Linked DNA regions of Homo sapiens: all the other regions are linked to region 1. A link is a loop called in an ENCODE intact Hi-C map of the cell type or tissue named here. Cell type or tissue: IMR-90. All regions are shown on one strand.

Region 1 (8,000 bases):
CCTTTGTGAAGTCACCAGGCACTGGGTAGGGAACCAAGTCGTTGTTTTTGTGTGGCTGCTCATGTTCTGACCTCCATGTTTAAAAATCATGAGTTAGTCCTAAGGTCACTGGGGAAATGCCTCAAGAGTAATTGACTTAGAGAGAGAAGAGAATCCAGAGCCTCACATCTGACCGACAAAAGGAAGGTCCCAGAGATGAGGAACTCGTTGTCCCATGGAATGTCAGAGCTGGGAGAGACCTCAGAGATCATGTCCAACTTCCTGGCTTTTTTCCAGAGGAAAAAACTTGGGCCCATAGTGATACAATGGCTTGTCCAAGGTCACACAGGACACCGTTGCCTGACTCCCTGTCCAGCTTCCTTTCCACTTTACCTGGTGACCACAATGTCTGGGCTCTTTTTCTCCCTTGTTCCCAATGAGTTATGGTAATATGGTAACTTCCTCAACCTTCAAGCATCAAAGATCTCAAAATATTCAAGTCAAACCAATTCTCAGAAACATAGGGTTAAGCCAGTGACTGCTTCCTTGCCCACAGAGGACAGACGTATTTCTGAGGGTGTTTGTTACCTCCAGCAGGTGACGACTAACAAGAAAACAGCACCTTGAGCAGCCCCAGGGGAAGAGAGGTGAGATTAAAGCAGTGATGTCACCAAGGGCTGGGAAGTGGGTGCCTCCATGTTCACTTTGCCTCTGCCATCTACTTTGGCCCAAACACGGCACTAAACTTTTCTAGGGCCCAGGAGCCTCATCCCTAAAAACAAATCATTGCAAAGCAGTTATCACCATGATGGCCATCTGCAGGTATGAATCCCTTTTGGGAACATAAGTGATAAATAAGGGAAATCAGGGTTGGCGGGGGTTAGATTTTCATTTCTAAAGGTCTCAGTATAAGCCTTTATTTAAAGCTACAAAGTTGAAAATTCCCCAGTAAGTACTGTTCTCTCTCGGTATTTGTGGGGAATTGGTTCCAGGACCCTCGCAGATACCAAAATTCATGGATGCTAAAGTCTCTTTAGATGAAATGGTGTAGGATTTGCATAAAACCTACACACATCCTTCTACATACTTTAAATCATCTCTAGATTACTTATAATACCTAATACAATGTAAATGCTATGTGAATAGTTGATATACTGTATTGTTTAGAGAATAATGACAAGAAACAAAGTCTACATGTTCAGTACAGACACAGCCATCCATATATACATACATATATATATATATATATATATATATTTTTTTTTTTTAATATTTTGTATCTGAGGCCAATTGAATCCATGGATGAAGGACCCATGGATACAGAGAGCCGACTGTAAGAGGAATTTCTTATAGGCAACAGCAACACACGTTGTGGCTGATAGAGGGTTTCATTAAACAGGGAAAAGAAGTGACTGGCTCTGTCATTAATGGGTTCAAAGATTGAGGAAAAGCCTCAATCATTGCTGAGGAGCAAGGAGGTCTTATACAGAAATTCCATACTTGGACTTGAATTTGTGTGACCTTGGCTGAGCCGCTTAACTCTTAGGAACCTCATCTGTAAATCAAGGGAATTTGGGTTAGAAATGCAGTGATTTTTAAATTTTGTTTTTTAGCTTCTAGCTGTACATTACAACCACCTGGGCAGGGAGTAAAATCATGACCCCTATCCCCAACCCCTTTTCATTGTGATTTCAGCAGCTCTGGGGGTAGGGTCCAGGCAATTCTTAAGTACGCAAGACTGAGAATTTCTGGATTATAGCATGTCCAAAAACTGATTCTCAGAAGGGAATAAAGTAAATGAAGCAATGGAAAGGAATACTGGAATTCCTTAGCCATTCTACGCACACAGGCCTCGAACCATTGTACTCACCTGAATGCCTAATTTGCCTATTTCCCTCCAAGGCCAAGTCCCCTCTAGGATCAGGGTGAGGCTCCCGCCAAGACAATCAGCACTTTCCCAACAATCTGCAGGGACACATGTAGTTTTCAGACTGAAAGGAGGATAGCAGGAAGTCTGGGTCCCTAAACACTCTGGAGGTATTGGAACAGATGTGTGGAGGTCCCACCATCTTTCCTACGCCTCCTCCACACAGTGGGGTGGCCCCTGCAGCAGGTAAGTGATGAGCGAGGCCCCAACCACATCTAACAAGATGGCCACTCTGTCTGCCTGGCTGGCTGATGCCAGCACCAGCCGCTAGCTCCCGACATGCAGGACTTAAAGCATCTGCCAGACTGGTGCCAGCTTTTGATCAGTACCATGTTGAGCCAGAGACCTGCAGGGAAACGGTCAGGCTCCCTGTAGTCGACTAGCAGGAATCTTACTGAAGAATTTGAGCACAGATTTAAAAGTGAGGTGCAGGCAGGGGGAAGGGGTGTGGGGGACTGCTTGACAGAGGCTGTCTTTTCAAGGCCAGGTTATTCCATCTCTGCTAAGGGAAGAGACACCCTTTCCTGGCTGGTGGTTGGAGCAGGATTTCTGGGCTCCCTTTGCACATTTTGCTGCTCTGCCCTGGGGGTCAGAGGGAGTCTTTTAGCCTCAGCTCATGCATCTGTAATACCCTGAGACCACCGGGATGGGTCCCTAGTCTCCCCCGTGTCCAGCTCCACGGTGTTGCAGTAAAACCACAGCAGGGCCGTTTACAAGACACTTGACGACTCCAGCCAGTCCACTCGCCAGAGGGCCTGCAGGAGGGCTCCTGTCTTCTAAACGAGTCCTCTGCGGCCTAGGCTGCTGTCCTTAGGAAACCCAGTCTACATCCTTGGCAGACATTCAGAGTGCCCCTAAAAGCTGTGTGCTAAGATGGGGAGCCCCCTCCTCCACTGCCCCCTTCCTGGGACACCAAGCCAAGTGTTAAGCAGAGGCCCAGCCCCAGAAACAACGCGTTTTGTGTCTGACAATAGCAGCCTACGTGACTTGAAGGACTCTGCTGTTGGTAAACCAAATGCACGCCAGTTTTGCTTATTTGCTCTAACCTTCAAAGAACCTAGAGGTCCCTTTCTAGTTCAACAAATAAATCCAGTTCCACTCTAGCGGGCCTCCTGGACAAAGTTCCATTGTTACGCCTTCCCTGAATGTCCACTGCTCGCTCCCTCTCAGGCACCCTAGCCCCACGCCTGTTCACCCTTCTTTCGTTTTGGGATAAATCAGCCTCCTTTTTTTGTTTTGTTTTGTTTTGCTTTAATTCTTTCAAAGGGTAAGGAATGTTGACACCCCCGAAACATGCCTCTGATGTCTGGGTAGACTTCAGACGGCTGTATTTGAACGTGCGCTGACGCAGTCGGGCAGATTGGGTTAAACCAAATATTACAATTGCAAGAACTCATCTGGAACTAATAATTTTGAGGCCACCGAAAGTAAAAGGGCCCTGCTTTGGGGCTGGCCAGCGGCAGAGGCCAGCTCGGGCCAATGCTGCCACCTGCCGAGGGCGCCGGGAACAGGGTGCGCCGCCGCGGCCTTCCTGTTTTGCTCTGGCCCCGCTCACCGGCTCCCACGCAGACAGGTTCGCCAGCCAGCCAGACCAGGGCTATTTTAAAAGGCTAGCGCCTCTTCCCAGCCCTTGGTGTAAAGATAGCTAGTCTGGCTGTCCCGTGTCTTCGCTGAAAAAAAGACAACTTCCCAATTATAGAGCCGGGGCTGGCTACAAAGGCAGTTGCAGTTGGAGTCCGATTAAACACGTGCCGGGTGGATTACACAGATCATGTGTCAGTGGCTCGCCTAGGAGGAAGGCTCGTTTAAGTTCAGGATTTTTATTTTGCGGGGGATGATGGGGACGTACAACTCTGGGTTATGTCGGCGCATTGCTGAACTGCGAGTCACATGCCAGATCCAGAAATGATGAAAACATCTGTTTTTGCTTTAGACCAGCGAGGCTCTGGCGGTGGGGAGGGGCGCGAGAGGGACGGGAATGGCTTTGCTCACCAGCACCATCTGCTGAGCCTGCTGTGGAAACGCGTGCGTCCCCAGCACAATGCAGGTTGCCACTCGCCCCGGGAAGGGGGAGATCAACAGGTGGGGGTCTCTGCCCGGGCGATCACTCTCCATGGAGGACAGCCCCGATTGTGCCCTGGGGACTGTGCAATCCCGTATTGTCTCGGAGTGTTCACAACAAAGAGCTTTGTCCCTGAGGACTGCCCGAGGGCAGAGGAGGAGGAGAGAGAAGCAGCAAATGAATTCCCAGGTTGGGAAGGAAGGAGGTAAAGGGGGAGGGGAGTAGCTCCTTAGTGGTTTGCAGACAGTAAAAATTTGCTGTTCTTTCTGGCTGAAATCTACCAGAACAAAGGAACCACGTCTCTATGAAAACTCCCAGCTGCACTTCCCCCCACCGTCCCTCTTGCCTGCGATGGTAGCTTTTGCTCGGCATGTCTGAGAATGTTCCAGTATTCACAGAGACCTTTCTGGTCTCTATGACCAAAGTATTCACAGAGACCTTTCTGGTCAGGCAGGGCTTGACCAGCCCTTCAACGTGCAATCCTCCCAGCTTCAAGAACCCAGCAATGGGATGGTTCTGAATCGGAGCCATACTGACAGCCAAGCCAACGGCATTCTTTCGATGTACAGCAAATATTTACTGCCTGCCTGCTAGGTGCCCGGAACTCACTCAGCATAACTATTTGTCATACAGCTTAAAAAACAATACAAATATGTCAGAGAAAAATGTATGTTTAGTGTCAAGTGCGTGTTTGAGACAATGACAGCTCTGAGTTGAGAAGCAAGGCGAGGATTGCAGACCTCGAATCTACCTTTCCTCAGTATTTGGGGGCAGTTCTGAGAAGAAGCTGGATTCCTCCAGCTTGTGTTTTGGGTTGTGTAGTCAAATCCCCTGAGTAACTGATTTTAATCAACCTGCTTCAGCTCTGACCTCCAGCCCTCTGGCGTTAAAGATAAATCCTCTACAGTTCCCATCCAAACGGCATCCATTACTCACAATCAGAATTGGGTGGGGACCTAGATTCCACTCCCAGGAATCTCCTCTGGGCCAGGTACAAAATTCTGAGCTACAACCAGATGAACAGTACTTCCCAACAACACACAGAGAGGTTAATCCAAGGGAGAAAAACCTGGGTCAAATGAAAAGATCGAGGCTTGCAGACCTCATTAAGCACAGTGCCTCCCTTTACACGCAGCTACCAAACACACCCTCAGCTCTCTGCTGCCCACAGCTGAGGTTCCCAGAAGAGCAAATGCTGCTGATCCGGACCGAAGTTAGTCTCTTCCGTAGGCTCATTTTTGCCCACTTACCTATAAACTCCCAAGTTCAAAAAGGAAACGGATCCTCTCCATTCCATCCCTTCTTCCATTTCACTCCCAAATAAGTATAGAAAGAGCTGCCATTTGCGTGGGAATGGGAACTTTACGCTAAGGGATGAGTCGGAAAAAAGCCTCCTTCCCATTTTACAGCTGGACAAAAAATGTAAGAACCATCCCGATCCTCACAGAGCTTGCCACCAGCTATATCCCCAGTGGCCACATCCGTTCCCACAGGACTCACGTTCTCAAATTATGAGGGCGCAAACAAATCCCCAAAGCCATCTACAAGTCCGTTGGTCAGTCACCTGCTCCGCTCTGATGTTGAAAGATTACTAGTTCAGGGGAGCCATGCGAATCAACACAATCAACTTCACTTTTTGTTTCAGGCCTCAGAAGATTAGAACATGAGACAGCACTTTAATCTGGTTTGGTATTGGGCTGATGTGGAGAGTTCTGATGAATTTTCTTTGTTTTATAAACTGAGGAAACCTTGTCACTGACCCGTATTTCTTTTCTGGACTCTTCTTGACAGTTTTCCTCATTTCTATCTGGTTTTGCAACAGGTCTGTGTTTGAATCTATTGAGGGCTGAAATTTTTCATGCTGCATTGACAACTGTGAGCCCAGAATTTAGGGTGTTTTGTCAACATTCGGCAAAATAAAATCTCTGAACTAGGCTCCAGCAAGAGGGTAGAAAAACTGCAGATGAAAAAATATGTGGCATGAAAATAAACTTTGGTGATTTTGTGCTTTACTAGGCTTAGGATGCCAACCTCCCAACTATTTTTCCAGGCCTATATAAGACTCTCTTTTTCCTCATTATAAAAAATAATTTCTGTTGCCCCACTTCACGCCATACATCTTGGTGTGATTCTCTTCACACAGAGAAATAACCTTTGTTCAAAGCTCTGCTCTCCTAAGCTGCGCTAAATTCTGCAAGATCACTCTCCATATACAAGATTAGCACCTCCTTTCCAGCTCCAAATAGACTATAATCCAAAAGCTGCTCTTTTAAATAGAGGTTCCTTTTATGCTTAAATTCCTACATAAAAGAAACATCAATGCTACTGCTAGTCTCCCCAGTTAAATCCGATTTGCAAGAAATGCTGCAGGCTCAAAAATCTGGGTGTGAACTGAAGTCTGGGCTAAGGGAACGCATTTGGGATTCTCCAGTCATTCTCTATCTGGAGGGCCCTCCAGTGGCCAAAATAATACCTGATATAAACAAAGACCACCAAAGCAAGTGTTACAACAAAGGCAGAGGATGGACGCTGGCCTGCATTTAAAATGCTGCATGTGAGCCCCACATTTGCCCCTTAGAGGTGTGTCTCATTTAAAGAAAGCCAAGACAGAATCTCAGCTCACAAAACGAAGACATTATTTGCATTACAAAAGGACCCTTCACTTGATTAAAAAGAGGCAGGTTTGAACTCCATTAAACGACAACTCCCCCTAATTTCTTTAAGATTCTATTGAATTTGCAGGAAATAAAAAGACTGACATACAAATTTGCAGAATGCATGTGCAGCGTAAAACAAGGTACATTTGTAGTCACTCTGCACTACCTGACCTACCCCACCCACATCTCCACCTCTGAAAGCCTAATAAGCACTCTGACCATGAGACACGGGGGGAAAGTGCAGGTCAGAACCTGTGGAGGTAAGAGCTGAAGGCTCAGGGCAAGTTCAAGGTGCTCGGAGCCCAGAGCTGCCCTTCTGGAGGACTGTGAGGGAAGCAGCCATTTGTTCCAATACAATTTGCTCTGGACTTGAAGGATGCTGTTGGTTTTCCAGAAGGAAAGTTCTAGCTCTATTGTGTATTGTCATCTTATGACACGCAGGCATGCCTCACTTTCCACGGGTGTAAAATGAATGGGTGGACTACACAAGCCAGATACAAATTCTAGAACCTTGGACTCCCAGACGTCGTAATGATCTTTTTTCCCTCGGAAGCACTGGGCATGAAGTGGGGAGAAAGGGGGGAAGGAAACTTTCTCCCATTAAGTCCTTTAGGTCCTTCTGACTTCTGCTTCTGCACCTCACCCTGACTCCAGTCCCCCAACCAACCTGTGACCTGCAGCAGCACCAAATTTCAGCACCCCACCACAGACCACAGTCTTCACACAGCCACCCTCACCTCACTCCCTGCTAGGCAAACTCCTCCTCATTCCTCATGGCCCAAGTCAAATGCCAGTCCTACCCTTAATCATTACCAACTTCCCCAAACACTGGGCTGTTTTCTTCCCCGCTTTATGTCCCAACAGCACTGTGCACCTGCCTCGGTCCTGGCGCTTGGCCATGCTGGTCCTCTCCAGCTTGAGGACTACAGGGCAGTCGCTGCCTCCTTTGTAGCTACATCCCCAGGGCTTAGCATAGTGCTGGGGACATGAGGTGAGTAAATGGGGAATGAAAGCAAGGGATTCCTGAGAGCAGAGCTCCTTCCATTCCCTTGGGAGATGAGACAATGGTTGGGGTCAGCAATCCCTTCCCCAGGCCTGCTCTGACCCAGGGCCATAGGCTTCCACTGCCAGATGCTGGGAGAAACAGAACAATGGTCCCTCCCTTCTGCACAGTGTGGTGGTGGTGATGGAGGGATGTCTTGTCCTCCCCATTCCTCTCTTTCAATCAAGCACCCACCATCAGTCAGATCCCCCTTTGTGTTATAATGATCTGTGCTAGAGACTGAATATTTGTATCCCCCCAAAATTTATAGGTTGCAACCTGATCCCCATTGTGATGGTATAAGGAGGTGAGGCCTTTGGGAGGTGATTTGGT
Region 2 (8,000 bases), 450 kb before region 1:
TGCCACAATTAGCTTTCATTGCTTTTATCCTAAATGTTTTTAAGTATACCAGATTCCTTTCTTCTGTTCTTCCTTCCACCCACATGCATCAGGCCCTTTCCTGCTACATTCACATAGTTAGGTTATTTAACACACACATACACACCTGCTCTCTGCTGGCTTCAACTCTTTTTAGGTGAGATTTTAGGACATGCCTTGAGATCCATTGGATTGTCAGATACATTAAATATAATGCAGGGGAGGATAAGGGAAAGATGCTAGCAGCTGACTTTTGGTTTGGGTTTTCAGTCCTAATATGAGACAAGACATGGCAAAAAAAAGTGTCAAACAAGAGAATGAGAGTGGCCAAAGAAACGAGGTGGTGGTGGCTAGACATGAAACAAAGTACAAGACATAAAAACATTTAAGTTTGAAAGAGATAAAATTTGGAAAAGGGAGAACTAGCAGTGTTTAAGATTCCGATGGGGGAGGGAAAGCCATTGATTGGGCCTTTGAAACCATGCCAGGAACCAAGAGCCAGGGGTAGTGGCAGAGGGGACGGCCAGGTAGGACAATTAAAACGGAAGTCTGGCTCCTTACAACACAGCATGGAGCGGGGCTACAGCATTTGCTGCAGTGGGAGGTGGGGCCAGTCTGGCACAGTCTGTGGGTTTGAAAGGAGCTGGGCGGGTTGGAGAATGCCAGTCAGCCTTTGTAGTTCTGAGCTCAGAGAGGGGGTGACACATACTGGGCTTCAGGTCAGAAGCCTGGCTTGGGTGGCTTTTGGAGAAATTTTCCCTCTGCTCCCAAACTCTTAAAAGGTGCTCATCACACCACTGGCCTCCAATCACAGCATAAGCACGTGTTCCAAAGGCCATCCTCCAGCAGAGATTTCGGCAGTGGTACCTGTTGGCTGGCTCATGGGGTCCTTTCCTTTTTCCATTCCCTGGAAGCCGTCAACTGGACTGAATACAACATCTTTGCGTCTTTTTCTTCACCCTCCCCACATGCTTGCATCTCCCAGACTCCTAGGGTTAATCCCCAGGACAACCTTGCTTTGAAAGAAAAAATGTGGTGAGCCTACTTGAAGATTTGGATTCCAAGAGGCCTCTGTCTGTCCTGCCTCAGCCAGAGCCAGACAGCCAGCTCAAGGAGATGGGCAATTTACAGAGAAAGCAGCAGTAAGTTTTTGTTGTTGTTGTTGTTTGTTTTCAAGGCTTGGTTGTTCTCCAGAATTAGGTCCCTGAAAGCATGGGATTTTCTTTTCCTTTTTTTTCTTCTTTCCTTTCTTTTTTATTTTCTTTCTTTCTTGGCAAAAATTAATAATACCCCCTTCTCCCCCGAGAGTGAGTCATAAAAGCAATTAAAAAGTTGCTTCTTCATCGCTGCTCATAACCTGGGTTAAAGTTATCTGAGGTTGATCTGTGTGTGCCTATTCTCAACATTGTAATATTTTCAAATGTACGTGCATTTGTTATAATAATTTGTGCTGATGGTTCTCCTCCAGAATCAATGCTATGTAACTGGCAGATAGATTGTCATTATGCTGAATTTGTCCCAGGACTTGCATAGATATCTTCTTTGGGGGTTTTTGTGCTTATTTGCTGCTTGTGAGAGAGAAGGATAGAAAGACTTTGGAAGGAGGGTGTGGTCCAGCAGATTTCGGCTTCCTCCCAGCCCATCAGTGACTCCTTCTTCCTGCTCCTCCCTTTCCTCTCCACTTCTATCCCAGTTCAGTTCCTCAGATCCAACCAGAGCCAGCTGTCAATGAAATACCTTCTGCCTTTCTTTTCTATTACAGTGTGGGTTAGACTCTGTCAGGTAGGAAACTACTCCCCATAATCAAACTCATTATGTTTGTGATCTCAGCATATTTGCAAACTTAGACATAGACCAGACAATAACATTTACCTTCTCCATTTCTCCCATTCTGGGATTTTTAGCCAAGGTAATAATAACAATAATAATACAGTATTTAGAAGGCCTCTAGCAATATTTCATCTTCTGAGAGTCTTACAGATGTTAACTAATTAATCTTCACAACACTCCATACAAGAGAGGTAAATATTATTACCCACGATAGAAGATACATATGTATATGCTAAGGACAGCAAACTAGTTCACTTATTTATCATGGTTCACTTGATATAGTAACTGGTATTTTTAAAACACCCATCATAGATACAACAATTAGAGATGTGCTTTTGTTAACAAAGCCACTACCCACTTCTAGCGTACCCTTGGGTACTAAATAATTACCCACTTTGTGTGGTTATCTAGCTCACTAATTACCCACAGAAATTGGGGTCAGGTGTTAACTGCTTGAAATAAGTATCCTCCAAAGACATCGCTGAGTTGTATAGAGAAAATGATGTGTTCATAGCAAAACTTTCATAAGCTATATATTTGTATATCTTTGTAAGCAGAGTGAATACAAGCAAGAGCAAATTAGCTTATTATGTGAAAATCATGCTGAACTATTGTTGCAAATATAGAGAGGTTTAAAAGAGTCTCGGGAAATCTCGTCCTCTATTTACCCTTCGTTTTGAAGATGGGTGCAATGACATGATTCCCATAATCTGGCCTTCATATAGAAGTACACTAAGACAATTGATGATTCTGGTTAGGAATGATTCATTTTGGTGTACAGGGAGGCACCCAGTGAGTCAAAGACTTTTTTTTTTAACAGCTCCACCCTTCATGATTATTCTAGCGTGTTTCTTTTTTCTCCATCAGTCTAGTGAAAACACCCCGTTAGCCAAATCTGAAAAAGATTCTAACCTAGTCACCAACTCCTGGCAACCACCTCTTTCTCCTTCCCAATAACGACAAAAAGAAAAAAAAAGTATTACAAAAATCCAACACTCTCATTTTGCCTTTAGCTGTTATGCGCTCCTCGCCTTTCCTCTCTACTTCTCTCCTCTCCCTTCTTCCTCTGTCTGTATCTTCTTCTTATTTGTGCATTTTCTCCTTTTCCTTGGCATCTAGGTATGCTTCTGCAGGTCTCACAGTCAGAGACAAAGCACAATTATGTCTGAGTTGAGCACAAAGAAACTATCTTTTAAAAATATTGACTTGGAGGAAACCTGCATCCTCAGATACCTTTCTCCCTTTCCTTGCTATTTACAGAATCTGACATTATATTTAATACCACGCTGCCGGTTGTCTGCATGATTCTAGGCAGGAAAATTGGGTTAGAACGGTAACATACCCACTGTGTACATAGATAGGTAGAGACCCTAATTTTCGGCAGATCCATGCCTTAAAGGATCACAGCAGAGCAGAGCTTTAAAAATGAGTGCCAACAGAAATGAGAGGAGATGCTCCCCCAATCAACTTAGGATGTCTTCCTTTTTTCTTGTGCCTCTTTTTTTTTGTCATCTGAAATATTACTTGTCATTATTGGGGAACTTGAGGCTGATCGATGAAGTGTATATGTGTCTGTCAGACATTTGAAGAGGAAAAACATGCTTCAGGAATAAGGAAAATGCCTGCAGTGAAAGCAAAGGGTCAGGATGAGCTTCAGTGACTGATGAGTTCATTTCAAAATCCAAGGGCACATAGATGGTAAATTAATACATATGGCAAATACAGTCAACGAGCAAACCCCAGCCACTGGAAGGAAAGGGAATTTTAGCTCTGTAGTCATCACATGCCTGAACAGAGAGTCTACATATCTTAAATGTAGATCCGAATCATTGCTCTTTTATCCCGCTAAATGCTGATTGCAAAGAAATATTTGGGCATTGTTGACTTTCCGTCCATAAAGAAAGGCCACCAAGATTCACAAAATCCATCACCTGCACTCATACATGCATGTGTGCTTGAAATTCCCCTAGGATGTGAAACAGTTAGGCAGAGAACTGCACTGTGGTCTCCCTTCCTCACTTCTTTCCCTCCCTGTTTTTCCTTTTCGAAAATGTGATACCTGATCTCTAGGTCTTGCGGGCTGAGAAATTTTTTGTATTTGTATAATGCAGTGTCTGGCCTTCCCCCTGACCTGCTGATGTATTTTTGGCCTCATTAGTAGTCAGGGAGATGCCTTAGTGCATCCAGCACTGCAAGTCAGGGATGAGACACACTACAACAGGAGAGGGAGCAAGCGCGAGAGGATATTAGAAGAGAGGCTTGTCTCCAAGATATGGAAGGAAGTGAGAAATGACAGGGCTGCAAGCTTTGTATGTAGGAGCCCGGCAGGGCGGGGGAGCGGCGAGGAGAGCCAAGTGGATTCTCAGAAAAGGGGGGAAGCCATCGAAGAGCTAAAGGTGATTAGAGGGGGATATTGATTTCTTATTCTGCCAGAGATTTAAGCAGGCATGCGAGGAATCTGCACCATGGTTGGCAAAAAGAGACCCGTTGCCTCCTGTAACCAGACACTCAGGCTTTCCAGGAGCCCAGGGAGCAAGCCGAGAAGAAAGGGGGCAGTGTGGTCTAGGAAAATTCAACTTGTCGCTGATTTGTGCCTGATGCCTGCTGTCCGTCAGCAGCCTCCCTTACAATCTTTTTTTCTCTCTCTCCTTTTTTTTTCCTTGCCTTCTCCTTCTTCACTGAAGCCTAGGGGAGCCAGTAAAGATTAAATGTGCTTCTCAAAGGCAGCCACTTCATGCTGCTATGTCGAAAGGGCCATTATTATTATTATATTTTAATGGTAAAAGAGAAAAGGAGAGAGGTTGAGCGAGCGAGAGAGAAGCTAGGTGTGATGATGACAGACTAGCTTTTCTGAGAGGAAAAGGAAAAGGGAAGGGAGAGAAAAAGGAGAGCCTCTGAGCTCAACGGAGGATTGTGCCTGAGAAGAACCCACAGAGGTGAGAAAAAAGTTGTCTTGAAGGTGGGGGTGGGGGGGCTGCTAAACAGACACTGTACAGAGGGAGAAGAGACATAATTTAGCTGTGTTGCTAGTATGATTCCATTTTTAAAGGAGGGGAGGGGGAGAGTCTAGAGCTCTAACTGTTTTTAGTTGCATATGGAAATATCTAAAAAAATATTTAGCATTTTTACTAAGTGCGTTGAGGCCTCTCCAGTGTCCTCCTGGCTGTGGCTGCTTTGTCATTCTCTTTGACTAGCCAGCCATCTACCTTGCTCAGGCCTGGAATAAAAGAAGAACAAGAAGAAGAAAGAAATGAAATGAAAAACAGAAAGAAAAAGGAGAAGAAACATTTGTAAAAGGGTCATCTTCCCATCTGCCTCCCCTCCTTTTCCTTTCATTTTTGGTGGCGGCACAGGAAAGCCCCACTTCCAGTCTGATGAGGAAAGCGACAATCTATCAGGTACAGAACCAGGGGCTGTCTGCGAAGATGGAGGGGAATTATGCTTCGGATTCCTCTGAAATATTGGCCAAAGGCTTCAAAGAATCCGCAGCGGGAGGTGCGGGGGGAATGTCTCTCCCCAGCCCGCACCCAGCCCTTCCCACTTCGTGTCTACCAAATGACAGCCTGGTGCTCGCTCTTGGTGATTTGGCCTTGACTTCAGCCAAGCAGCTGATGCAGACGAAGCCTCCGTTTGCAGGACTGGCAAAGTGCACGCTAAAGAAAGAAGGAAGAAATTTTTCAAAAAGCAGCTCTGGGGAGGTTTCATACTCCCCCCCCCCCCCCGCCTTTTTTTAATTTTTAAGTGAATATTTTCCAAATTTGATCAGTTCCAGCCCCTCCCTCCACTCCCACCCAACTGCCCTTTTTTCTCTCGTCAAAGCATAAGCTACAGAGTTACAGTCTCGAGATTTGGTGTATCGCTTCCTGCCCCCGCCTCCCCTCCCCGCCCCCGTTCTCCGTCCTCTATTGAAACACCTCGCCCAGCCTAGCGCACTGAGAGCTCTCATTTTCCCCCCTTGCTCGGGATGGTGCCACAGGAGGCTGTGCGGGCCCCGCTCCGCTTCGAATGGGTGAGTTCAGAACGCTATTCGTCTTTACACTTCTATAGCCTCCGAATCCTACTTCTTGGTCTTCTCCTTTGAAAACCCGATTTCTATGATTTTTGCATGCGGCATACTTGCCCTGGGGGAAAGAGATGCCTCCTATTTTCTCTTCAGTCATTTGTGCTAGTCGTAAATTAAAGCTTTGAAAAGACACTAAATCCTTATTGTAGACTATGGTTTTAAAAACTTGGGCATTTCTGAGTCTGTGCATATTATTTTCCGTTTTAGTGAACTATTTTGCCCAAATCTTGAAAGAGTTTTCTCTGATGTACTCGTGATCGTATGTGTATGTGCGTGATTGTATATGCGCCCCCAGATACTGCGTATGTGTGTATATATGTATTAGGCTTAAACGGAATCTCAATTTTGTGAAGGAAAGGAGCTTAGAGAAGAAATACCATACCACCTGTTTGTTGCATCTTAGTTATGAACCTCGAACAGAAATTGCCTGTCATTCTTGTTTTGCTTTGCTTTGTCTCAAGAAAGAAAACATTGTTGCGCTCCTCTCAGTCCCTGAGACCCTAACTTGTGATGTTTACCGTTTAAATCCACGGGTTAGGCTCTTGGGAGCTGCGAGTCGTGCTTTTGCATCCTGGAAATTTGGTGGAATTTTATTCTTTAAAGCAAAAACAAAAGAAAAGAAAGTTTGTCTGAGGTGATTGAGTATACCTCTGAGGTTTTCATTGTTAGATGGGATCAGGTGACCAGAGAGTGGCAGCTCCTGGATTTCTGTTAAAGTAGGTATATATTTTGCTTTAATAGCGTGTTGGCTGCTATGTGTATGTATGCATGTTATTGATGCCTGAGGCTTGTGGAACTCATCTGCCTGGTCTATTCCTTGAGAGCAACACGCAGTAGTATACGAGCGTAACAAGAACAGCTCAGTACCTGGTGCTTGACCTCAGAACATCTCAGCTGAAGTCCCAGCATGCCCCATGTCTCCAACTTTCAAACTCCACAGTTAATCTTAAAATTGTGCCCAATTAAAATGGGCATGTGAATATATTATATATTCAGTGTCCACACATGTGTATCATGGATGGCTAGACAGTGAACATACAGACGCAGATAAAGGCAAACTAATAGTTTGGAGTAAAATATTAATAGGTTAAAATTCTATTCTTGCAATTCCACACAAAGGATGGAAGTTATGGTATTAATAAAAATTAAGTTTGTATGACTTTGCAAGATTTTTTAAAAATAAAAGGAGGGATACCACCTCCTTGCTTGGTATCTTTTACAAAATGTTATACTTTATGGATATAAAGGTGATAAAGATTGGAAATAAATCTTCTAAATATGTAAAATGAAAGCAACAGCAACAGCAAACACAATTATCGTATTCTTTGGGAGTAACAAATACTGGTTTTCATTTTAAAACTAAGGAAAATTTTATCAGTACTTAAATTCAATCCAAAAAAGGTTTTATAACACCCAAACTGTACATTTAAAATTATCCTTTCTTAAGGTAATGGCTAGCATTACCTAGTTTGTAGTTTTCTTGAGCTGTAACTTTTTATAACTGAATCATTTCAGTGATTTAGGGCTGTCTCGTAGTTGGGGAAGAGAAACAGTAACTTACCTTTCCTTTGTTGTGAAAAATTCTAGTATAAAATATCATTTAAACAATTTTCGTATTATTGGGCCAACATTTCTCTTCTATGTTTGAAAAACACCTAAATCAACCCCAATCCAAATGCTTTCTTCTTCTAAAGACTTTATATTGGTTGTAGCCTTGTTTTATACATGTAATTGAAGGTTAGGGAAACTGTTCTTTGCCTGTTATTGTTTTTTATTTTAAGTGTTTATTGCAATTTTAGTCATTAATGCCAAATTGCAATCAAGAAACCATTTTGTATCAGAAAATTGAACTGAGAATATGAACTATGCAACGATTGCACCACGTCTTTTGTTGAAACCTCTTGTGTAGTAATATTAGAATATTACTTTCCAGTCTTTGATAGTCCGAATGTGCTTCAAAAAAAATAGTTATTTGATTGTCGAGTCATCGTTAGTTTATATTCAATGGTTTAATGACTTCCCCTACCTTAGCTGATGTGTATGCATAGGTATTTGGAAATTATAGCAAGGCATCTATTTAACTTACGAA
Region 3 (8,000 bases), 430 kb before region 1:
TCAAAAATACTTCAGCCACAGAAAGCTAAAACTGAGCAAATCTCATTCTTCTTTTCCATCCCCTTTGCATGTGGCTGGCATTTAGTAATGATTAATAATATGGCCAGCTGAATAACAGAGGTTTGAGACACAATTCTTTCTCAAAGGAGTCAGCTAAGCTGGGTCTACTTATGGACAAACATCTAAATGTGTGGAAGTATCTGATATTTGACAATGGTAAATTTCCACTTAGCTAGCTAGCATTGTCAGACTTCAATCTCCTCATGGCTCTGGCCGTCCTGTTTTAAGCATGATAATTGTTGGCCACATCTCACATAGTTCTCATTGAGTGAGTTCATAAATAAACAGGGTTTTTTTTTTTTTTTAAAGAGCAGCCAAGCACAAAGTGTGACTTTGTTGACATTTTATGTGACTTTGTCATATGTTCCTAACCCCCAATAAAAGCAATGTTGCATCAACTGTGAATTTGTGTTGATTTCTTGAAAAAGCATGCTCTTATAATTTATTTGTTTTCACTAGTGTATATCAAAGTTAGTTTCAAGATCCACGAGGAACAAGTCAGCTAATGTGATAGGAAAATTTAAATGTGGAGACAACTTCTAAAGGATCCCATGTTACCTTTAAATAAAAGGTACTGTCATCTACCAAGTCAGAAACCAAGGTCTGGTCCTTGTCTCTTCCATCTCCGCCAGCCATGGTCAATCACTCAGGTAATCTTTTGATTTTTTTTCTCTTTCCATTGTTCAAATATGTCTACTTCTCTCCATCTATGCTACTGCATTAAAGAACAACACTCATTTCTCACCTGGACTACAGCACCATGCCTCCAGTTTTCCTCTCCACACTGCCAAGGGGCAGCCGGGGAAATCTCTCTAAACCACGAATATGATTGTATTATTCCATGGCTTCAAACTCTTCACTGGCTTCCCATTGCCCTTGAGATATCGTGACACCTAAAGCCCTTCATGCCCTGATCCTGGCTCCAACAGTCCTCTCTGGACTCATCAACTCTTCAGCCCCTCTGTGATTCTAGGCTCGTGCCATCCACCTGCCTTTTCTTAATGTTCCCTCTATCTTCTGGGCTTTCTCACACACTTCAGCTTCTACCTAGTACTTTCTCCACTACACCTTCCAAACTCCATCCCTCATCCTTCACATCCCATCCTAGAAGTCATTTTCTCTGGAAAGTTTTCACCCCAACCTCTACCAGCGCTAAGACTAGCTTCCCCACCTAGGCGCTTTCATGTCATTCTGAGCTTACCTCGTATTAGCATTTATCTTCCAGTGTTGTGCTCATATTTGAATATGAGATTCTAGAGCTGCACCATTCAACAAGGTAGCCACTCATCATATGTGGCTATTTCAATTTCAATTAATTAATATTAAGTAAAAGTAAAAATTTAGTTCCTCAGTTGCATTGCTCACATCGCAAGTTCTCAATAGCCACATGCAACTGGTGGCCACTCTGTTGAACAGCACAGATATAGAACACATCTATCACTGAGAAACTTCCATTGGATAGTGCCACTCCAGAAGATAAATGCTATGTTTTGCTTGTTATTTTATCCTCCAGACTTGCAGCCCTTTCTTAACTGGGGTTTGCTATGTGAACCACAGAGAACAAAGATATGATTTGAATGCTATTTCCTCAATTCTCCCAAGAATGATATATTAAAAATACAATTTTACATGCAAAGGAAGGAAAATAATTCATCACGGGTAAAGACGCTCAGAGCATTAGGGTTCAATTCTAGCATAAAACCCTGGTCAGGAAAGTCTACGATAGCCTACCACAATGCTTGGCATCAAAAGTACTTCGTAAGTGTCCGCTGAATGAATATCACACCTGGACACATAAAGACAATTAGTTTTCTTAATTTTTACCTAGATGTGTAAAGTCATGTAGGAGACATGTCTTTAGCTTCCAAAGGGCCCCTTCTCTAGAGAATGTGATAGACAATTTTTTAAAATTTCATCCTAAGGATAGGTGAATTGTATTGCAGCAAAATATTACCTATTATTTCACTTTCTTTTGACGTTATACAGACCAAAAAAAGAAGAGAATTGAGCTCTTATTAAGTGAATGAGATGAACATAAAAATGATTAAAGTAGATACAGCCATCTACTTTGATATGCCCTATATCTTTTAGTAATTGGCCAAAGTTTCCTAAAAATATTAACTATTTACTGAGCACCTACTACGTGCTGGGCACTTTGTTCAGGTTTGAGGATACAGGAAGGAACAAGATGGACACAATTCTCACACTCATAATAGATAACATTAATATGATTATTTCAGTTCCTTACTGCACTGTATCCAAAGCATGAGTTTTAAACCCTGGCTGTATATCGTAACCACCTGGGGAGTTTTGAAAATACTGATACCTGGGACAGATTCTGACTTAGTTGGTGTGAGTGTGGCCTAGGAATTTGAATTTTCTAAAGCTCCGCTGGAGATTGGAATGTGCAGGCAAAGTTGAGAACTGTTGACTTACGGGAACATAATCTTAGACTCAGCTCAGAAAATCGAGAGTTTTTGGTATCAATAATTGATAGCATATTAGAAGGAAAACCATCTGTTTAACACAGTTTTGTTTATTCCTCAGAATATAAACTGATACTTAACAGTTACTGAGTTGTCCAGGTCAAACAGCCAGGTCATGATTGAGATAAGACCTGACCCCCAGGTTTCTGATTTTAACACAACACTCTTCCTGCTACACTAACTATCTCAGGGAAATGGAAAATATAATTATTTTCAAATCAAGAGACAACCAATATCCACTGTAGTCATAATTTTTAACAGCAAAATTGAATTTGGACCAATTTGAATCCCATATACTCAAATAATTCTGCTAATCTGCTAATCAAACGTGAAAATGCAGCTCCTTTAAAAATATCCATATATATATGTATATATATATGTATACATATACATATACATATATATACACATATATATGCCCATAACGAGGGTACAGAGGATGCTCATTTCTCCAGGAATCCTGAGCACATTTTTACAAATTCAAAAATCAATATACATATATTAAACTCCACTAGAAGGATATTTTGCCTTTAAACTTGAATAACTCAATAGCAGAAATGGTAGTGGGAAGGCAAAATTAAAAATTGCATTGTGCTCCCACATTATCTGTCCCCACCCAACTTATTATATTCCATTCCATTCCATTTCACATTTCACAGTACAGGTAAAATTGACACTCTGTCCCCATGAGAAAAGTTCATATTAAAAAATAACCACTATAAAAAATAGTTACTTCTCACAGTTACCACCATGCATCGCTTTTAGATTCTACTCATAGATCAAGAGAATCCTGGAACTCTGTCGTCAAATCTGCTCTTCTTCATCCATGTAAAAACCACATAGTGAAAATGTGCCGTTCCATATTTTAAAGGCATCAAAATAAAACTAATGTCCACATGCTTCCTTCAAAATGGATTTCAGTGTTTGAGATTCCACACAGTTGGGAAATTCTTATTTCTATTCCAAATCCCTCACGCTGTAGTTTAATCCCATTTTCTCTTGTTCCCTGTGGAGAGAAAGAACAGCCGGCCTCCATTCTTTTAAACTCAATCCCTTCATGTCCTTAAAGACAACTACCTCCCAGCCTTCTCTTCTCTGGAATAAATAAGAACAGTTCCTATCAGGAAAACGTCTCTCTTGGATTGTGCATATTCCCTGCCATATCACAGATATTCATGCTCATCACATAATGCTCATAGCTAAAACAAGCCAAGGCCAAGAGCAAAAACAAGCAAATGTATCATTGTTTTCATGAATGAAGTTACAGAACCAATAATAGACACTGAATAAATAGTTGAAAATGATGATCTTCCAATAATTGTGTGCCAAAATTATCATAATTTCTTTTACAAGTATTGGCAATGTGTTGCTTTTAGAGAGGTGAATTAAAAATTAAATGATTAGGTTTCAATTTCTTTTATGCAAGTTCTCCCCATGCCCTGCAATGGAATATTCCATTCAGCATTCCACAGCAGGAACCACCATTGCTTTGACAAAAATAGATACAGTATTGGAACATTCAGTCAATGGAGTAATCCAATTGTCTGAACATTCTTTTCTGCTTTGTCATTTACATTTTAATAAATCCCAGAATATGTCAAGCTGTATCCAGTCGTACCAAGTGTAGCTAACCACATGCAGTTACCAGATGCAATGAGGGAATCATAACATGCAACTCCTACAATGAATCAACATTTGGTTTGTGTATATTTTTAGGCTCCTACATTTTAAATAGGGATACTTTTAAAAATGAAAAATAGATATTTTGAAAAATCTGTTAGTATATTGTATATTCAGCTTTTACAAAGGAAGTTGTGGGCAAAGGGTGCACTATTTAATTGATCTAGGAATTCTGGCATCTGCTAACCTCAAGGAAAACACTATATATAGATAACAACAATGTGGAATGTCAAATTATTATTTTATGCGTATTTCTCTGCCAGTTTACTCTCTCTTCATTTAGGAGACTCAGATAAATATATATATAATATACATGATATATCATGTATATTATATATATATATATATATATATTTTTTTTTTTTTTAGACTGAGTCTTGCTCTGTCGCCCAGGCTGGAGTGCAGTGGCATGATCTTGGCTGACTGCAACCTTTGCCTCCTGGGTTCAAGCGATTCTTCTGCCTCAGCCTCCCAAGTAGCTGGGACTACAGGTGTGAGCCACTGCACCCAGCCTCAATTTTTGTATTTTTAGCACAGACAGGGTTTCACCATATTGACCAGGCTGGTCTCGAACTCCTGACCTCATGATCCACCCGCCTCAGGCTCCCAAAGTGCCAGGATTACAGACATGAGTCACCGTGCCCAGCCGATAATCATATTTTAAAGACATTTGACATTTGACATTCCATGATGTCAAGACTTCAGGCAAACCAGTCCTAAAAGATGTGTGTGTGTGTGTGTGTGTGTGGGTTTATTAACTTATATACATAACTTAGTCCATGCATATATCAGCCACCAAGTTTTTCAACACTTTGAGAAGTTGGTTATCCTGGCTTAAAAGATCCTAGTGAATTTTTACTAGGATGATGAAAATAATGATGAAATGAGCCTCAGCGTGTTGGGTTGGGGATCCCTAAGTGGCAGGTACATGCTTAGAAAGGAGGGTTGTCCAAAGATGAAACTATTAAAACTAGTCTCTCCTAGTAAAAATCACATGGGACATTACACTTGGCTCTGGTTATACCCTTTGTACATAACTATCTAAGTCACTTAATTTCCCACATTAGATAAGTGCCATTTTAGGTTTTTTCCTCTCAACTTTCTGATTATTACCCTTTGGGATAATGACTGCCGAAAGTCCCAGGTCATTTACTGACATCAGGTAAATCCAATTAGGGTTAAACTTGTGATATACTCAAGGACTAAAAGGAACCACAAAAAATTTTTTTTGTTTCTTTTCTTGCTGGTGCTTAGAGCAGTGTAAATGCTTGCCACAGGGATTGTGAGCAGTGCACCATGATTATTACAGTACCCAGCATTAGGTATTGTGTTGAGGAGGCTATATCATTGCTTACCAATAGTGGGAGGGAGAAAATTAAAAGTGCAGTAGCACTGTAATACACAAGTATTACAGAGTTTTTCCTTACTCTGCTCATAGTGTGATAACTGGTAGGTTCAGTGGAAAAGTAGGAACGAGCCAATGGTAGAATAATCACACTATCTAGAAAAGGACCTCTGCAACTTATCTTGAAGGCCTCTAGAAAAGGACCTCTGCAACTTCCCCACGCACTTGGAGTAACAGCAACACTTGCTCTCATAAACTACTATCGTGATTGTAGACTATGACTTATTCAACGAACTTGAATTAATAAACTAAGCAATCAACATTAGGGAGAGTTTGGGGAGGAATGTTAGACAGTGAAGGTCAAGAGACACATGTTCAAAGTTTCATTTTCGTGAATCAAAGGGGCTATGTTATAGATCTAACTCTATCGATAATTATTTTCTTTACAATTTCCATAGTAGAGTTAGCTCTTCAGTAAGAAGAGAAACAAGGTAGTTGACTTGTTCTTACTTTACAGAGATGTTGAATGTAAATATGGTATAGTGTTTTGAGAAGGTCTTTAGATTACACACCACTGGCTTTTAAATACCCAGGTTAACAGAGAGGAGCAGGGTGCAGATGTTATAAAAAATGAATATGGTCTTCAGAATATGCCTTAGATGCTCACTTCAGTCAAATTCCCTTTTTAATTCTAGGTTCATAGACTTTCACTGATGAAGAAGCCACAAAGGCCATCTTTTGCTTGAATTTCCTGTTAGCTTATAATGGACCACATTCCTGATCAGCAATTCCATCTTTGGACAACTCAGATCATTTGAATACTTTTTCTTTCTTTCTTTCTTTCTTTCTTTCTTTCTTTCTTTCTTTCTTTCTTTCTTTCTTTCTTTCTTTCTTTCTTTCTTTCCTTCCTTCCTTCCTTCCTTCTTTCTTTCTTTCTTTCTTTCTCTCTTTCTCTCTGTCTCTCTTTCTTTCTTTCTTTCTTTCTTTCTTTCTTTCTTTCTTTCTTTCTTTCTTTCTTTCTTTCTTTCTTTCTTTCTTTCTTTCTAATTGAGACAGAGTCTCGCTTTGTCACCAGGCTGGAGTGCAGTGGCACAAACTCGGCTCACGCAACCTCTGACTCCCTGGTTCAAGCGATTCTTTTGCCTCAGCCTCCCGAGTAGCTGGGATTACAGGCACATACCACCATGCCCAGCTAATTTTCGTTTGTTTGTTTGTTTGTTTGTTTGTTTGTTTGTTTGTTTTTCAGTAGAGATGGGGTTTCACCATGTCGCCCAGGCTGGTCTCAAACTCCTGACCTCAGGTAATCCACCTGCCTCGGCCTCCCAATGTGCTGGGATTACAGGCGTGAGCCACCGTGCCTGCCGAATACTTTTTCTTAATATTGAATCACAAAGGCATCGTCTTTTATTGTTTCTTATTTTAGCCTTAGGAGATATAGTGTAAGTCTATTAAGTCTAGTCTCTCTTCTATTTGTCAGTCTTACAGATATTTCAAAGAAGAAATCATGTTCCGTCCAGAGTCATTTTTCTCTGGGCTGCACACCCTTAGCACTTGCAGTCATTCCTCCCATGGCATTATTTCACATGCCTTCATCATTCTTGTGAGTCTCCACATTCCAGTTGGTTTGGTTGCCTTGTTAAATGTGCTACTCTGGATTGAATGCTTTTTTCTAGATGTGGACTGACAAATGGGAAGAAATGCATGATGATCACCTTTATAAAATTTTTCCCTAAGTACTGGATTTCCAGGAATAAAATTCCTATTAATCTTTTTAGCAACCATCTATCAGTATTGATTCATCTTATCTTACCATCTATTAAAACACTTAAGTCTTTTCTATACATGCTGCTGTCAAACTCTATTTCCCTCATCCTAAAATTCAACTCATCATTCCATCTCCCAATATTTTTTTTATCCTAAGACATCTGCTAAATTAAGATTGTTTTTCAGAGTCATCTTATTCAAATGTTTGACTCAAACTTACCCAAAAGAGATCATAAGAAGCTGAGTCAAGTCACATACTGAAGTTAGGATTCCAAATGTCATTCCCCAAAGCTATCAGTCTAATAACTAACAAAGAAAGAAGTGAAGTTAGTTTTGCATGGTTAGTTTTATTTGTTTGTTTTCATTGGCCTCATATTTACATGTTTTTTTTTTTTTTTTTTTTTTTTCTTAACAACTACTGATGCTAGGAAGAAGCTATCTAGATAAATGATGGATAGCCAGAGAAAGTTGATCTGGGATCAACATTTTGCTTCAGGTAATCAAAAAAGGCAACATTTTGTATGTGAATAATTGAGATTACTATAGTGCATACACTGATGTTTTAAATAACTGGATTTTTCTCTTTCTTGCTATCTTATTGGGTTGATAATTATCCTTACTTGAAAGAGGAGATTTAGGGTAAGTAGAGTAGGAAATCTTCTGTC

Evidence for each region. Hi-C counts contacts between places; a loop is a spot of excess contacts. Peaks named below come from ENCODE experiments on the same cell type or tissue, not always from the same donor. Only the 100,000 strongest peaks of a DNase experiment are listed, where the experiment ranks them.
Region 2: a loop joins it to region 1, with 7 times the contacts of the local background. A loop is called at or near these places in 81 of 110 quality-filtered maps.
Region 3: it touches region 1 in a loop (8-fold over the local background); 9 of 110 quality-filtered maps call a loop at or near these places.

What each region holds. Positions count from the first base shown.
Region 1 is chr11:121,651,560-121,659,559 of GRCh38, reverse strand. No RefSeq gene overlaps it. Among named protein-coding and RNA genes, the nearest start is that of SORL1-AS1, 200 kb to the right of the region's middle. RefSeq lists an enhancer at 3,514-3,723. In IMR-90, CTCF peaks have their summits at 3,393, 3,908 (motif pointing left) and 6,432 (motif pointing left); DNase peaks (open chromatin) are centred at 3,259 and 3,769; H3K4me3 peaks cover 1,206 bases; H3K27ac peaks cover 3,251 bases.
Region 2 is chr11:122,098,231-122,106,230 of GRCh38, reverse strand. All of the region lies in intron 4 of MIR100HG (mir-100-let-7a-2-mir-125b-1 cluster host gene), which reads left to right. It overlaps MIR125B1 (microRNA 125b-1), which reads left to right and starts at 6,387; the gene lies at 6,387-6,474. RefSeq lists an enhancer at 154-654. In IMR-90, a CTCF peak has its summit at 4,385; DNase peaks (open chromatin) are centred at 4,040, 4,390, 5,450, 6,750 and 2 weaker places; H3K4me3 peaks cover 5,006 bases; H3K27ac peaks cover 5,996 bases.
Region 3 is chr11:122,081,568-122,089,567 of GRCh38, reverse strand. MIR100HG (mir-100-let-7a-2-mir-125b-1 cluster host gene) reads left to right here. Exons shown (of 5, transcript NR_137179.1): 5 at 1-465. Among named protein-coding and RNA genes, the nearest start is that of MIR125B1, 14 kb to the left of the region's middle. In IMR-90, no CTCF peak of the experiment used is centred here; a DNase peak (open chromatin) is centred at 4,107; H3K27ac peaks cover 478 bases.